Linked DNA regions of Homo sapiens: region 1 is linked to region 2. A link is a contact called in ENCODE Hi-C or POLR2A ChIA-PET data. All regions are on one chromosome and are shown on one strand. Each heading gives the region's core, a stretch centred on a gene start or an enhancer-like site at or near the end of the contact. The rest is flanking DNA. Distances are from core to core; before and after follow the strand shown. Region 1 overlaps TRIM22 (tripartite motif containing 22). Region 2 holds the start of OR52H1 (olfactory receptor family 52 subfamily H member 1).

Region 1 (7,053 bases), core at 4,407-6,906, 150 kb before region 2:
GAAGATGCTTCAAGTATCTCAAGAAGGAATATATTTTAAAAAGAGGGAGGAGCTCTAATATTTTTATACATTTTTAATGAGAAAACCTCATTAATTCATTGTGTTTTTATTTTATACATCAACAGACACAAAACAGCGAAATACGTTTGCCCTATATTTTTTCAGGCTTTAGGGATCTAATGATGAAAATTAATAATAAAAGTCCTTAAGAAGTGTACTGTTGCCGTGAGCAAAAGCAAGCAAGCATTTCAACTAAAAGTTTGTCTGGCCTCCATGTACTCACTGTGTATGCTGACTAAACTCCACTGTAGGTGATCTCATACATTTTTCAGTATGAAACAAGCCACAGGACCAAGTAACTGAGTAGGTCTTAAATGTAACTTACTATTTCCCAACTATTTACACCCCACTGTCCCGAATAGTGTCAATATCCACTTAGTCATCATCTTTGAAACTATAAAATTTTATCCTGGATTCCAACATTTTATTAACCTAGACTAGTTTACATTTTTAACTGTTTTTAGCTATCTTTTCTTTCTCACCATAACCATTATTTCCTTTATTTTTTTGAACAAGTATGTACCAATATATTTGATCTCCCGCTGTCTGATCTGACCCCCTTTATACCAACAAAGACTTGACCTCCAGTTGACTTCACACCCTCAGAAATAGTTTCACTGCCTGTATTAGCTTTTTTGTTGTTGTAATATCTGACAAAACCAACTAAAACTGGTTTAAATTTTTAAAAAACAAATTCAAGGGGTCAAGTATAATTTTACTCATAGCTACATCTTTAAACTAAAATCTTGCCATCAGAATCTGGTTTTTCTTCTAAAAATTATATTTCATACCTATTATATTGACTTATTTTCAGATTAATTATGGCATCAGCTTGACTCTCCTGGTTTAAATTATTATCCCTGATATGATACCCATCAGAAAAGACAACGGCTCTTTTTACTCATGACAGTAAAATTCTAAGGCATGCAAACCATCGACTCCAATTGAGTCAAGTATATATCTTAAAATAATTACTGTAAAGTTGGTAAAAATATAAGAGTTGGATATAATGATTTGCCAGAACTGAGTAACATATACATGCCTAATGCTACTAATTTTGTCTACTTTAACCAACTGCAGGGAATGAGGCAGGGTAGGGATGGTTCCTCAAAAGTTATTATAAAGAAACAATCAAAAGGAATAGAGGTTAGACAGACAAACAAATATTGTCCTCTATGGTCCATTCCTCAGCTGTCTGCCACGTCTTCAGCCTTATTACCAAACTGTTTGCAAAAAATGGCACATTCCTCAGCTCTCTGCCACCTCTTCACCCTTATTACCAAACTGTTTGTGAAACAGGGCACAATATAATACAATGGCTACAATAACATTAAAAATAGATAACTTATACCATATAACCACTATAACTAAAAATAAATCAAAGACCTAAAGATATAAAACTCCTAGAAGAAAAGGGGAAAATTGCATGACATTGGATTTGGTAGTGATTTGTTGGCTATGATACAAAAAGTAAAGGCAATGTGAGAAAAAAATAAATAAACAGATCTTTACCAAAATGAAACTTTAAAAAAATCACTTTTAAGTTATGAAGAACACTATGAAGAGAGCGAAAAGGCAATCTACAGAATGGGAAAGCATATTTACAAATTATATGTCTGATAAGGTATTAATATCCAGAATCTATAAATGACTCCTAAAATTCAACAAGAAAATCAACATCCATTCAGATAAAACCTCTCAACAAACTGATAATAAAAGAGAACATCCTAAAAACTGATAAGAAACATGTATAAGTAGTATACAACTAATAACATAATTAATAGTGAAAGTCTGAATTACTTCCTCCTAAAATCAAGAAAAAGACTAGCGTGTGTGGTTTCACCACTAAGGTCAACATTGTATTGGAAGTTTTATCAAGTGCAATAAAGAAAAAAAAAGAAAGATAAAGAAGAAAAGAGTAAAAATAAAAAGAAATAAGACATCTAGCATGAAAGAGAAGTAAAACTATATTTGGTTTGGTAGAATGATTTATTTTCCTTTGGGTATATACCCAGCAGGGGGATTGCTGGGTCTAACAGTAGCTCTGTTTTAAGTTCTTTTAGAAACCTCCAGACTGCTTTCTACAATGGCTGAAATAATTTACATTTCTACCAACAGAGTACATGTTCCCATTACTCTGTAGCCTCACTAGCATCTGTTAATTTTTGACTTTATAATAATAGCCATTCTGACTGTTGTGAGATGGTATCTCGTTGTGGTTTTGATTTGCATTTCTCAGGTTATTAGCAATGATGAGCATTTTTTCATATGTTTGTTGGCCACCTGTATGTCTTCTTTGGATAAATGTCTGTTCATGACTTTTGCCCATTTTTAATGGGGTTCTTTGTTTTCTTGCTTGTAGCAAAGACATGGAATCAACCCAGGTATCCATCAATAGTAGACTGGATAAACAAAATGTGGTACATATACACCATGGAATACTACATAGTCATAAAAAAAATAAAATTTCCGGGCGCGGTGGCTCATGCCTGTAGTCCCAGCACTTTGGGAGGCTGAGGTGGGCGGATCACGAGGTCAGGAGATCGAGACTGTCCTGGCTAACAAGGTGAAACCCCGTCTCTACTAAAAATACAAAAAATTAGCCGGGCGTGGTTGCAGGCGCCTGTAGTCCCAGCTACTCGGGAGGATGCAGCAGGAGAATGGCCTGAACCCGGGAAGCAGAGCTTGCAGTGAGCCAAGATTGCGCCACTGCTCTCCAGCCTGGGTGACAGAGCAAGACTCCATCTCAAAAAAAAAAAGAAAAAAAAAGAATAAAATTATGTCCTTTGCAACAACATGGATGCAGCTGGAGGCCATAATCCTAAGCAAATTAACACGGGAACTGAAAATCAAGCACTGCATGTTCTCACTTATAAGTGGAAGCTAACTATTGAGCATACGTGGACATAAATATGGAAATAATAGACACTACAGACTACACTAGGGGAGGGAGGAGGGTGTGTGAGTTGAAAAACTACTGATTGGGTAATATGCTCATTACCTGGGTGATGGGATCTGTATCCCAAACCTCAGCATCACCCAATATTCCCATGTAACAAACCTGCACATATACTCCCTGTATCTAAAATAAAAGTTGCAGTTTTAAAATTAACTATATTTATTTACAGACAGCATGATTCAGTATGTAAATGATCTCAAAGAATATACACACACAAACACACAACTACTAAAACTAGTAAAAGTTCAGCATGTGGAATAAATATTAAAGTTTTGAAAGAATAACACCCATGACTCAAGAATTTTATATTCAGAAATTTTGTCCCGCAATAATGAAGGAAATACTTTGCCATAAACGTTAAAAGACATTATTCAGGGGGAAGAAGAGTATATGTCTGAAATTCAGATCTTCACAAAGAGAGAAAGAGCACTGAAAAAGAAGTAAAGGTAAATAAAATATTTTGTTTTTCTGATTCTCAACTAATATATAAGATAATGGCTTAAAGTAATAATATCAACAATGTAGTGGGCGATTACAGCTTATGGATAAGTGAAATGAATGACAGCAACGTTACTCAAGATTGAGGATACTCTGCTCTAAGGTACCTGCACTACATGTGAAGGGGTATAGTGTTATTTGTAATTAGACTTAGATTAGTTGTAAATGCATATTGCAAACTCCAGGGAAACCACTAAGCCTTTATATATATATGTATAGTGTTATTTATATTTTTAAAATATATTTTTATATATTTATAAAAAGTTTATATTTTTAAAATATTTTTATATTTCAAATATATTTGTATGTTTGTTTTATATTTATATATATACCTTTAGGCATATTAGTTATATTATTATTAGTTATATTAGTTATATTATTAGGCATATTAGTTATATTTATATATATACCTTTAGGCATATTAGTTATATATTATATATAACTATATATAATATAATATATATTAGTTATGTATACTAGTTATGTATATATAATATATAACTAATATATATTAGTTATGTATATGTAATATATAACTAATATATATTCGTTATGTATATGTAATATATAACTAATATATATTAGTTATGTATATTATATATAACTAATATAGCTATATTTGTGATGTATATTAGTAATATATAACTAATAAGCTAAGAGAGGAAAGAAAATTGAATAATATAAAATAATCAATTGAATAATACAAAATAGTTAAAAGAGGGCAGAAAAAGAGAGGAAGGGAAAAAAAAGCAAAGAGCAAGTACGGTCAATAGAAAACAGTGAAAAATGGTAGGCGTTTTAATTTTCTGGGGTTGCTCTAACAACGTAGCAGCACAAACTGTATGGTTTTTAAACAACCGAGATTTAGTCTCTCACAGTTCTTGAGGCTAGGTTCAAAATCAGGATATTGGTAATGTTGGTCCCTGCTGTAATCTGTTCCACGCTTCCCTATTAGCTTCTGGTGGTTGCTGGTACATTGATTTTGGGCTCTGAGCTTTCAGAACTATGAGACAATTTTTTTGTATGAGGTTTTAAGTTATAAAGTTTGTGACAATTTCTTACAGCAGCCACAGGAAATGATTACCGCTACAGTTGTACCTGAACAGCACACTATATAGCAACTGATTTAAATGGCATTCATAGAATATTCCATCTAAAGGCAAATATCTATTCTTCTCAAGCTCACATTGAAAATTAACCAAGCTATAACACATTCTATACCACAAAATACACGTTAACAAATGTAAACAATTGAACTCATACAAAATGTTTTCTTACGCAACAATAGAATTTAACTAGTAATCAGTAACAGACAGCTGTAATACTCCAAAATATTAAGCAACACTTTAAAAATAGGCTTAGTGGGTTTTATTGGTAAACTGATGAATTCTACCAAAAGTTGGAGAAGGAAATTATTAAAATTCTCCCCAAATTTGTTTCAGAAAATGAAAGGAGATGGACTATTTTGTAACACATTCTATGAGGTCAGCATTACCCTAATCCAGAGCCAAGTAAAGACATTATGAGAAAGGAAAACCAGAAACCAGTATCTCTCATGAACACAGATGCAAAAATTCTCAACAGTACGTTAGTAAAACAAATCCAACAAAATATATATAAAAATTGTGCACCACAAGTAAGTGGGATTTATTCAAGGTATGCAAGCTGGTTCAATCTTTGAAAATTATTAATGTAATCTCCCATATCAATAAAGAAGAAAAATCATATGATTATATCAACTGAGGCAGAAAAGCTATTCGACAAAATTCACACCATTCATGATAAAAAGTCTCAGCAAACTAGGAATAAAGAGGAAGTTTCTCGGCCGGGTGCATCTGAGGTCAGGAGTTCAAAACCAGCCTGCCCAACATGGCAAAACCCTGTCTCTATTAAAAATACAAAAATTAGCTGGATGTGGTGGTGGGCGGCCTGCAGTCCCAGCTGAGGCAGGAGAATCGCTTGAACCCGGGAGGCAGAGTTTGCAGTGAGCCGAAATCGTGCCACTGCACTCCAGTCTGGGTGACAGAACGAGACTGCGTCTCAAAAAAAAGAAAAAAAGAGGAAGTTTCTCAACTTCATTACAAATCTGAAAAAAAAAAAAAAAAAAAAAGACTCCTATAGCTAACATCATACTTATAAGTGAGAGACTGAGTACTTTCCCCCTAAGGTCAGAAAAAAGGAAAGGATATCCCCTCTCACCATCCCTGTTGAACATTGTACTAGAAGTCCTAGCTAGTGTAATAAAACAAGCAAAGACAAATAAAAACTATACAAACTGCTGGCCAGGCGCGGTGGCTCACGCCTTTAATCCTAGCACTTTGGGAGGCCAAGGCGGGCAGATTGCCTGAGCTCAAGAGTTCGAGACCAGCCTGGGCAACACAGTGAATCCCTGTCTTTACTAAAATACAAAAAAAATGTAGCCAGGTGTGGCGGTGTGCGCTAGTCCTGGGAGGCTGAGGCAGGAGAATTATTTGAACCTGAGAGGTGAAGGTTGCAGTGAGGTGAGATTGTGCCACCACATTCTAGCCTGGGTAACAGTAAGAGACTCCGTCTCCAAAAAAATACACCAAAAAAAAAAAACCATACAAACTGCAGAGTATGAAACAATTAACTTTATTCTCAGATGACATGATTCTCCATGTAGAAAATGCCAAAGAATTGACATTAAAAAAAAAACTCTTCTATGACTAATAAGTAATTATAGCAAGGTTGCAATATACAAGATTAAAATACTAAAGTCAGTTTCCTTTCTATGTGCCAGCAATGAAGAATTGAAATTTGAAATAAAAAAAAAATTACAATAGCACCAAAAGTAAAACAGAAAAAACTCTTTAAAAAGGTACAGAATCTACATGTGGAAATAATAAGCTTTTCAGCAGTGTTAGTTATTAGGAAAAAGCAAATCAAAACTGCATTGAGATACCATTATGTTCCCACTAGAAAGGCTGTAACTAAAAAAAAAAAAAAAAAGGAAATAATCAAGTATTAACAAGGATGTGAAGAACCTAGAAACTTTTTATATTGCTTTTTATAAGCTTTTGTATTGTTACTCATATAAAGTGAGTAACAACTTTGGAAAATAGTACGACAACTTAAAACTTATACATAAACAACATACAACACTCTTTTTTTTTTTTTTTTTTTTTTTTTTTTTTTTTTTTTTTGAGACGGAGTCTCGCTCTGTCGCCCAGGCCGGACTGCGGACTGCAGTGGCGCAATCTCGGTTCATTGCAAGCTCCGCTTCCCGGGTTCACGCCATTCTCCTGCCTCAGCCTCCCGAGTAGCTGGGACTACAGGCGCCCGCCACCGCGCCCGGCTAATTTTTTGTATTTTTAGTAGAGACGGGGTTTCACCTTGTTAGCCAGGATGGTCTCGATCTCCTGACCTCATGATCCACCCGCCTCGGCCTCCCAAAGTGCTGGGATTACAGGCGTGAGCCACCGCGCCCGGCCACAACATACAACACTCTTAAAATCTACTCAAGATAAATGAAAACATGTTTGTATGAGGACATGTAAGTGAATGTTTACTGTAGC
Region 2 (6,754 bases), core at 3,323-5,822:
TTTCAGTTTCTGTAAAAAAAAAAAAAAATGAGGTGGATAAAAATACGTATCTCAGAAGGTTTTTCTAAATAAGATAATATTTTTCAAGAAACTGGCATGTACTAGGAGTCAGTAATTGTTAATTATCTCATTTTCCCAACTGTGACCCAGTATTTTTCAGTTTCTTTCTATCCCTGCATGTAGTTAGACTACTTTTCTCTATACTCATATTTATATAGCAGCAACTTACATTGACCCAGGGAGAACTCAGTCATTAAAATGGGAACAGCAGTTTATGCAGTTTGAAGAAGATTCTAGAGTAACTGGATGATTAGTATCAGAAGTATTGGGTCTGAGAGTCTTTCTTCAAGTGATGAACATTGCTGTTAATATCAATGAGAGGTTTTTTCTTGGAATATAGGAAAGAGGCGGACCAGCCCCTAGGAAGCAGTGGAGGAAGAATTACCATACAATTTCCTCATGTTCATTATAAGCAATTTGTTTTTAGGACACAGAAGCTATTGATCTTAAAGGCCATGTACAACATGAGTGACCATGGTACAGGCCTGTTCATCCTTTTGGGTATCCCTGGACTTGAGCAGTACCACGTCTGGATCAGCATCCCATTCTGCTTAATCTATCTCATGGCTGTCGTGGCCAATAGTATCCTTCTCTACCTCATTGTGGTAGAGCACAGTCTTCATGCACCCATGTTCTTTTTCCTTTCCATGCTGGCCATTACTGATCTCATATTGTCCACCACATGTGTCCCCAAAACACTTAGCATCTTCTGGTTTGGTCCCCAAACAGTTTCCCTGGCTGTCTCACCCAATTATTCTTTCTGCACTATAGCTTTGTGTTGGACTCAGCTATACTGCTGGCCATGGCATTTGACCGCTATATGGCCATTTGCTCACCCTTGAGATACACTACTATTCTGACTCCCAAAACCATTGTCAAAATTGCTGTGGGAATATGTTTCCGAAGTTTCTGTGTTTTTGTCCCATGTGTTTTCCTTGTGAATCGTTTACCCTTCTGCAGGACACATATCATTTCTCACACATACTGTGAGCACATAGGTGTTGCCCAGCTTGCCTGTGCTGATATCTCCATCAATATCTGGTGTGGATTTTGTGTTCCCATCATGACGGTGATGACAGACGTGATCCTCATTGCTGTCTCCTACACCCTCATCCTCTGTGCTGTCTTTTGCCTCCCCTCCCAAGATGCCCGTCAGAAGGCCCTTTGCTCCTGTGGTTCCCATGTCTGTGTTATCCTCATATTCTATATACCAGCATTCTTCTCCATTCTTGCCCATTGCTTTGGGCATAATGTCCCTCATACCTTTCATATTATGTTTGCCAACCTTTATGTAATCATTCCACCTGCTCTCAACTCTATTGTCTACAGAATAAAGACCAAGCAAATCCAGAACAGAATCCTTTTGCTCTTTCCCAAGGGGTCCCAGTGATAGGTGCCTGAGCTCTTGGAGGTAGGGACAAGTTCCTAGTGTGTGTTAGGTCAAAGACTGAACCTGTGTTCAGACACCCAAGAGAAAGGACAGACTAAAATTTATTAACGAAAACTTGAGTTTTGCTTTCTTTGTGATTTGAGGCAGAAGTCTACTCAATCATTTCAGTTATAGCAAAGTAAGTTCTGAGTCTAGGAAATAATAAATATTTTTTGACTTCTAGAAACAAGAACTTTTGTAATTCCTTATGATTGCTCTAAAGTGATTATAAAACTTTTAATGAAGACAATGTAATGATTGGCAAATCTGAATGGTTTTTCAGATTTATTTATCATGGTAGTTTATTTATACATCATAGCAAGGCAGGAAAATTACCTCTTTGATGACTCTGCAGGGTTCTGGGTTTTTACTTTGTTCACTCCTATTAATTTCTAAACAACATCAAGTATAATACCTAGCACACACTAGGGACATAGGCAACATTTATCAAATAAATAAATGGCAAATAATCATAAAATTATTAATTTAAGAGTGCAGGTGTTTATATTAAGCAAAGGGATAAGGCAATGATAAAACTCAATGTTTAACTCAACCTTGAGAAAGCCAAATGAGTTGTGGGTGGGTGGAGTTTTCCACAAGGAATAAAAGGAGGAAGGCAAATTCCTATGGCTAGTAAAATGGTAAAGCACGTACAGACTAAGAAGTGGGTTTAAGACTTGACCAATTGGAAGCATTGGTGGTCTCAATTTTTTTCATGTTTGTATCTCCATAGAGATGTAGTCACAAGCCAAAAATGTACCTCTGTATGATTCATTGTCTCTTCAAATCCAGTATGCATAACTTGGTCATAGTGAGTCATTCAGTCACTTGGTCAGTAATACTTATTTTTAGGTGTCTGCCAGGCAGCAATGATAATCAATGTCTTATTTCCCTTTCAAATCTGATACGTCCTCAAAACCTGTGGTTTTTTTCTAAATAACCTCTTGGATTCCCCGGCTGAGTGCAGGCACCCTCCTCCCCTACCCCAGTAGTTCAAACCCTCACTGCTTTCACTTGACTCAAAATATCAGAGTTGTTCATGGTCTCTTTACCTTGAGACTACTTTCCCATCCCCGTGCTACTACCCTTTTCACATGTCATTGAATTTTTATTTCTACAATGGCTCTCAACATATAGTTTTAATAGAAAAGAATGTCCTTTGGACTCGGAGAATTGTGTTTGAATTTATAGTCTATCTCTTAACATGTGACAATAGCTACATGCATTGTTTCCAAAATTACTTGATGTATTTTGCATACCATAAATAAAAATATAGTCAGGTCCCACTTAACAATGAGGATAGAGTCTCATAAATGTGTTGTTAGATGATTTTATTATTGTGCAAATATCATAGAGTGTACTTACACAAACCTGTGTGATACAGCCTTGGCTCTCTATTATATTCTATAGCTCCTAGGCTACAAAACTGTACATCATGTTACTATACCGAATATTGTAGGGAAGTATAATATAATGGTATTTGTGCATCTAAACATGTCTAAACATAGACAAGGTACTCTAAAATATGGTATTGTAATCTTATGGGACAATTGTTCAGAAACATTGTTATGTGGCATATTACAAAGTATAAATAGAAAAGGCAAAAAGAAAAGTAGAAAGATTTTTAAAAATTAAGACAAAAAATAGGCCGAAAATACACTTTCCACCTGCTATGAATTTTTGTTCTCTTATTATATGTGGGTCAGAAATTGAGCTGTAAGCTTTCTAACAGTCTATGTGAGAGTTAAACATGATTAGCTACATAATTCATGATGGCTATAAGTTACAGACAGTTAATTGTTAGAGAAGCAAAACTACTTCTTATATGAAGAATGGAGAAATATCTTTAGAAAGCTCTTAAAGAATAGGCAGTAAGTGATGCAATTAATCACATTCTTACAGAATACACAAGTTCATGTGACTCTTCAGTCCCTTATCCTAGTATAGAGAGGTGAAGCAACCTCAATTTTTATTCAGCGAAAGGTAAAAATTCTGTTGGGAGCCAATACAATACTAATCTCATTAGTTCTGGTTTATTCCAGATATTCTAGAACATTCAGAGTACTGAGTGGACTCCTGGCAATCTTTATTAATTAACACATTCAACAATATTTAGCAAACGTTTGACAAACATTGACAAAAACTGACTTGGCTTTCAGAATTGTTGGGTAAAAGCCTCTTAGGTAAAAATTGATATCTGGACTTGCAGAAATTCCTGACAGTACCAGCTGGTAGACCTAACAGTTTCTCCATAAGAATATATTTTATTTGCTCATATTGTTTTTACCAATAAAAATGTTTAATGAAGTTTAATGTTTTAAAAATTATAAGTGGGAGATAAGCTATAGGTATGCAAGGGCACACATAGTAGTATAATGGACATTGGAGACCCAGAAGAGGAGAAGCTAGGAGAGGGGTGAGGGATGAAACATCACCTATTGAGTACAATCTACGCAATATGGGTGACAGGTACGCTAGAAACCCAGACTTCAACCTTATACAATTCACCCATGTAATCAAAAAACACTTGTACCCCTAAAGCCACTGGAATTTTTAAAAGATAATATTAGAATTATTTCATGTGGGCCATATAATTTTCATCTTAACAGGTGCCCTAGGTTATTCCTTTACACCATAAGTTTGCCGATATGTTAAGCATTTTCACTAGCAGTATCCTATTAATTTGTCAATCCTTATAAAATCTTGAGAGACAGGTACTAATATGACCACCTTTTAATGGAAATTAAGTAACTCATCCAAAGTCCTTTATCTGGTAAGTGAGGGCATGAACTTGAAACCTGGGTGATATGATAGGCACATACACACAGCTTTCCACCCACATACACATCAGCTTACAAATAAATAAATAAATAAAGCACTCTAAGGCAGTGTTAACTCAAAGGCATGAACAAGGTTAATAGAATCTTTTTCATCTTCTTCCCTTGAGGGTGAGAAGAGGGCATGTCAGAGTCTCTAATCCCCTAACTACCTACCTTTTCCCCACAAGGAGCAGTGAGTGATCAGAGAAAATAAATGGACAGGGAATCAACCTCTCTAACGTCCTTCCTTTTCCTTCCACTCATGTTTTTTTTTGGTTGGTGTGTCTGCTGTCTTGTAGATTTTGTCAACACACTCTTTCTTCTTTCCCTTTGGCCTGATCCCCAAGATTTGGTGAGTATTGGCTGTTTGAAGGGGTTTGATTGGGACAAGACTTAGAGAAAGTGAGTGAAAAGCCAGGGCTCTATTTCTTAGGGACCATGGGCTGGGCACTATAATTTTCTTTCCTGAGCAACTCCCATTTATAAACTGAGGTCCTGATCTCCAGTACTTGTGTATATGCTCCACTGAGTTAAGCATCAAAAGATCAGAACAGATGGACAATTACACAGCTGCGTTAAGTATGACCACAGTTAGCAGTGTTAGGAAATTTCTGTTTCAGACATGTGACAAGAGTCCATAACTCTAACTTAAAATGTAGAATTAAGTGTGCTGGTATGTGTGTATGCCCAGGGGTGCTCCTGTTAATTTTTATCCATCTTGCAATTTCTGTTCTCTTTTCCACTGCATGGTCTGGTTGTTAATGATAATACTAATGATATAAAATATAACCTAATATAAAGAAGTAAAACTTGTTACATGCTTACTATGTTTCAGGTACTATATTAAAGAATATTTTTCGGCTGGGCGTGGTGGCTCACGCCTATAATCCCAGCACTTTGGGAGGCTGAGGCAGGTGGATCACAAGGTCAGGAGTTCAAGACCAGCCTGGCCAACATAGTGAAACCCGTCTCTACTAAAAATACAAAGAAATTAGCCAGGCATAGTGGCGGGCACCTGTAATCCCAGCTACTCGGGAGTCTGAGACAGGAGAATCACTTGAACCATGGAGGTGGAGGTTGCAGTGAGCCAAGATTGTGCCACTGCACTCCATCCTGGGCAACAGTGCAAGACTCTGTCTCAAAAAAAAAATTCTTTTTTCAATGTGTATCATTTTGTCCTAATAATAATTATAAAAATTAGAAATATTAATTTCTTTTAAAAACATAGGAACCCAAATATCATGTAGTTTAAATAGCTTGCCCAGATTCACATAGCTAGTAAATTGTGGAACCAGGATTAAATTGTGAAACCTAGCTTTCTGAGGCTCCAGAGTACATGCTCTGTGCCAATATTTTGCTAACATACTGTGGATGCCTGAGAGTATGTATGTGTATCTACCATAATACCATAATTATTGCTGATAAAATTAACACTAGTTCCTTTATATCACTCAATACCTAGTCCATATTTAAGTTTCCCTAACTATTCATTAATTGAATTCAATACCTGGTTTGTTTAAACAGAATTCAATCAAGAACTACACTGCAGGCCGAGCGTGGTGGCTCACGCCTGTAATCCCAGCACTTTGGGAGGCTGAGGTGGGTGGATCACCTAAGGTCAGGAGTTCGAGACCAGCCTGGCCAACATGGTGAAAGCCCGTCTCTACTGAAAATACAAAAATTAGCTGGGGGTGGTGGCGGGCGCCTGTAATCCCAGCAACTCGGGAAGCTGAGGCAGGAGAATCGCTTGAACCGGGGAGGCGGAGGTTGCAGTGAGCCGAGATCGTGCCACAGCACTCCAGCCTGGGTGACAGAGTGAGACTCTGTCTCAATAAAATAAATAAATAAATAACCACACTGCATTTATTTGTTTTTCTCTTAAATGTACTTTAATCTGGAAATGGATTTTCCTTATCTAATATTCCCCTTCCCCCTTTAATGGCATTGACTTGAAAAAAGAAAACAGATTGTTGTAGATTTTTCCACATTGTGGATTTGTCTGATTGTTAAATGAGAGAGTTAACCGTCTGTGCACCCGTGTGTGTTTGTGAATGCTTTTGGATGACTTCATGAACATCTGTTGTATTTGAGTTCATGGAAATACAAAAACTTGAGAAAACCTTTCCTCACATATGTATGAATAAAGGATGACCTCAGACAAGTTGGGAGTGCTGTGAGTTGTTATAGAGGCATTACTGGGGAAGAAGGTATAGGACCAGTGGAGAGGTTTTAGGAATTTACAAAGCCTGTGACAGTGACAAAATCTAATTGTGAAACATTTTGTTTATATTGTCAGCACATGTGTCGGGGGAAGATGGGAGGACAGGGGGCTTGTAATTGTGTAAGATTATGTATGGGTAAATATATGGTGGCAAAATATATGACAGAATGTAAGTGTAGGTCTGGATATGCCTGAGAATGTAAGTATTAAGGGTCTGTGTTTGAG

Evidence for each region. Hi-C counts contacts between places; a loop is a spot of excess contacts on that map. ChIA-PET counts read pairs that join two places held with the same protein, here RNA polymerase II (POLR2A). Pooled maps may share reads with other maps.
Region 1: a loop to region 2 is called in a map with no recorded cell type, with 3 times the contacts of the local background. The contact joins the enhancer-like site here to the promoter of OR52H1 in region 2. A Hi-C loop is called at or near these places in 3 of 37 single-sample maps with no recorded cell type and 4 of 50 pooled maps. POLR2A ChIA-PET finds 5 or more read pairs at or near these places in 1 of 52 experiments (CD8-positive, alpha-beta T cell).

What each region holds. Positions count from the first base shown.
Region 1 is chr11:5,699,159-5,706,211 of GRCh38, reverse strand. All of the region lies in intron 4 of TRIM22 (tripartite motif containing 22), which reads right to left. Among named protein-coding and RNA genes, the nearest start is that of TRIM22, 13 kb to the right of the region's middle. Within about 2 kb of position 5,656, at least 2 of the 41 ENCODE cell types and tissues checked have a DNase peak (open chromatin) inside an H3K27ac peak, as active enhancers do.
Region 2 is chr11:5,546,358-5,553,111 of GRCh38, reverse strand. OR52H1 (olfactory receptor family 52 subfamily H member 1) reads left to right here and starts at 4,572. Exons shown (of 2, transcript NM_001005289.5): 1 at 4,572-4,660. It also overlaps the pseudogene OR52H2P.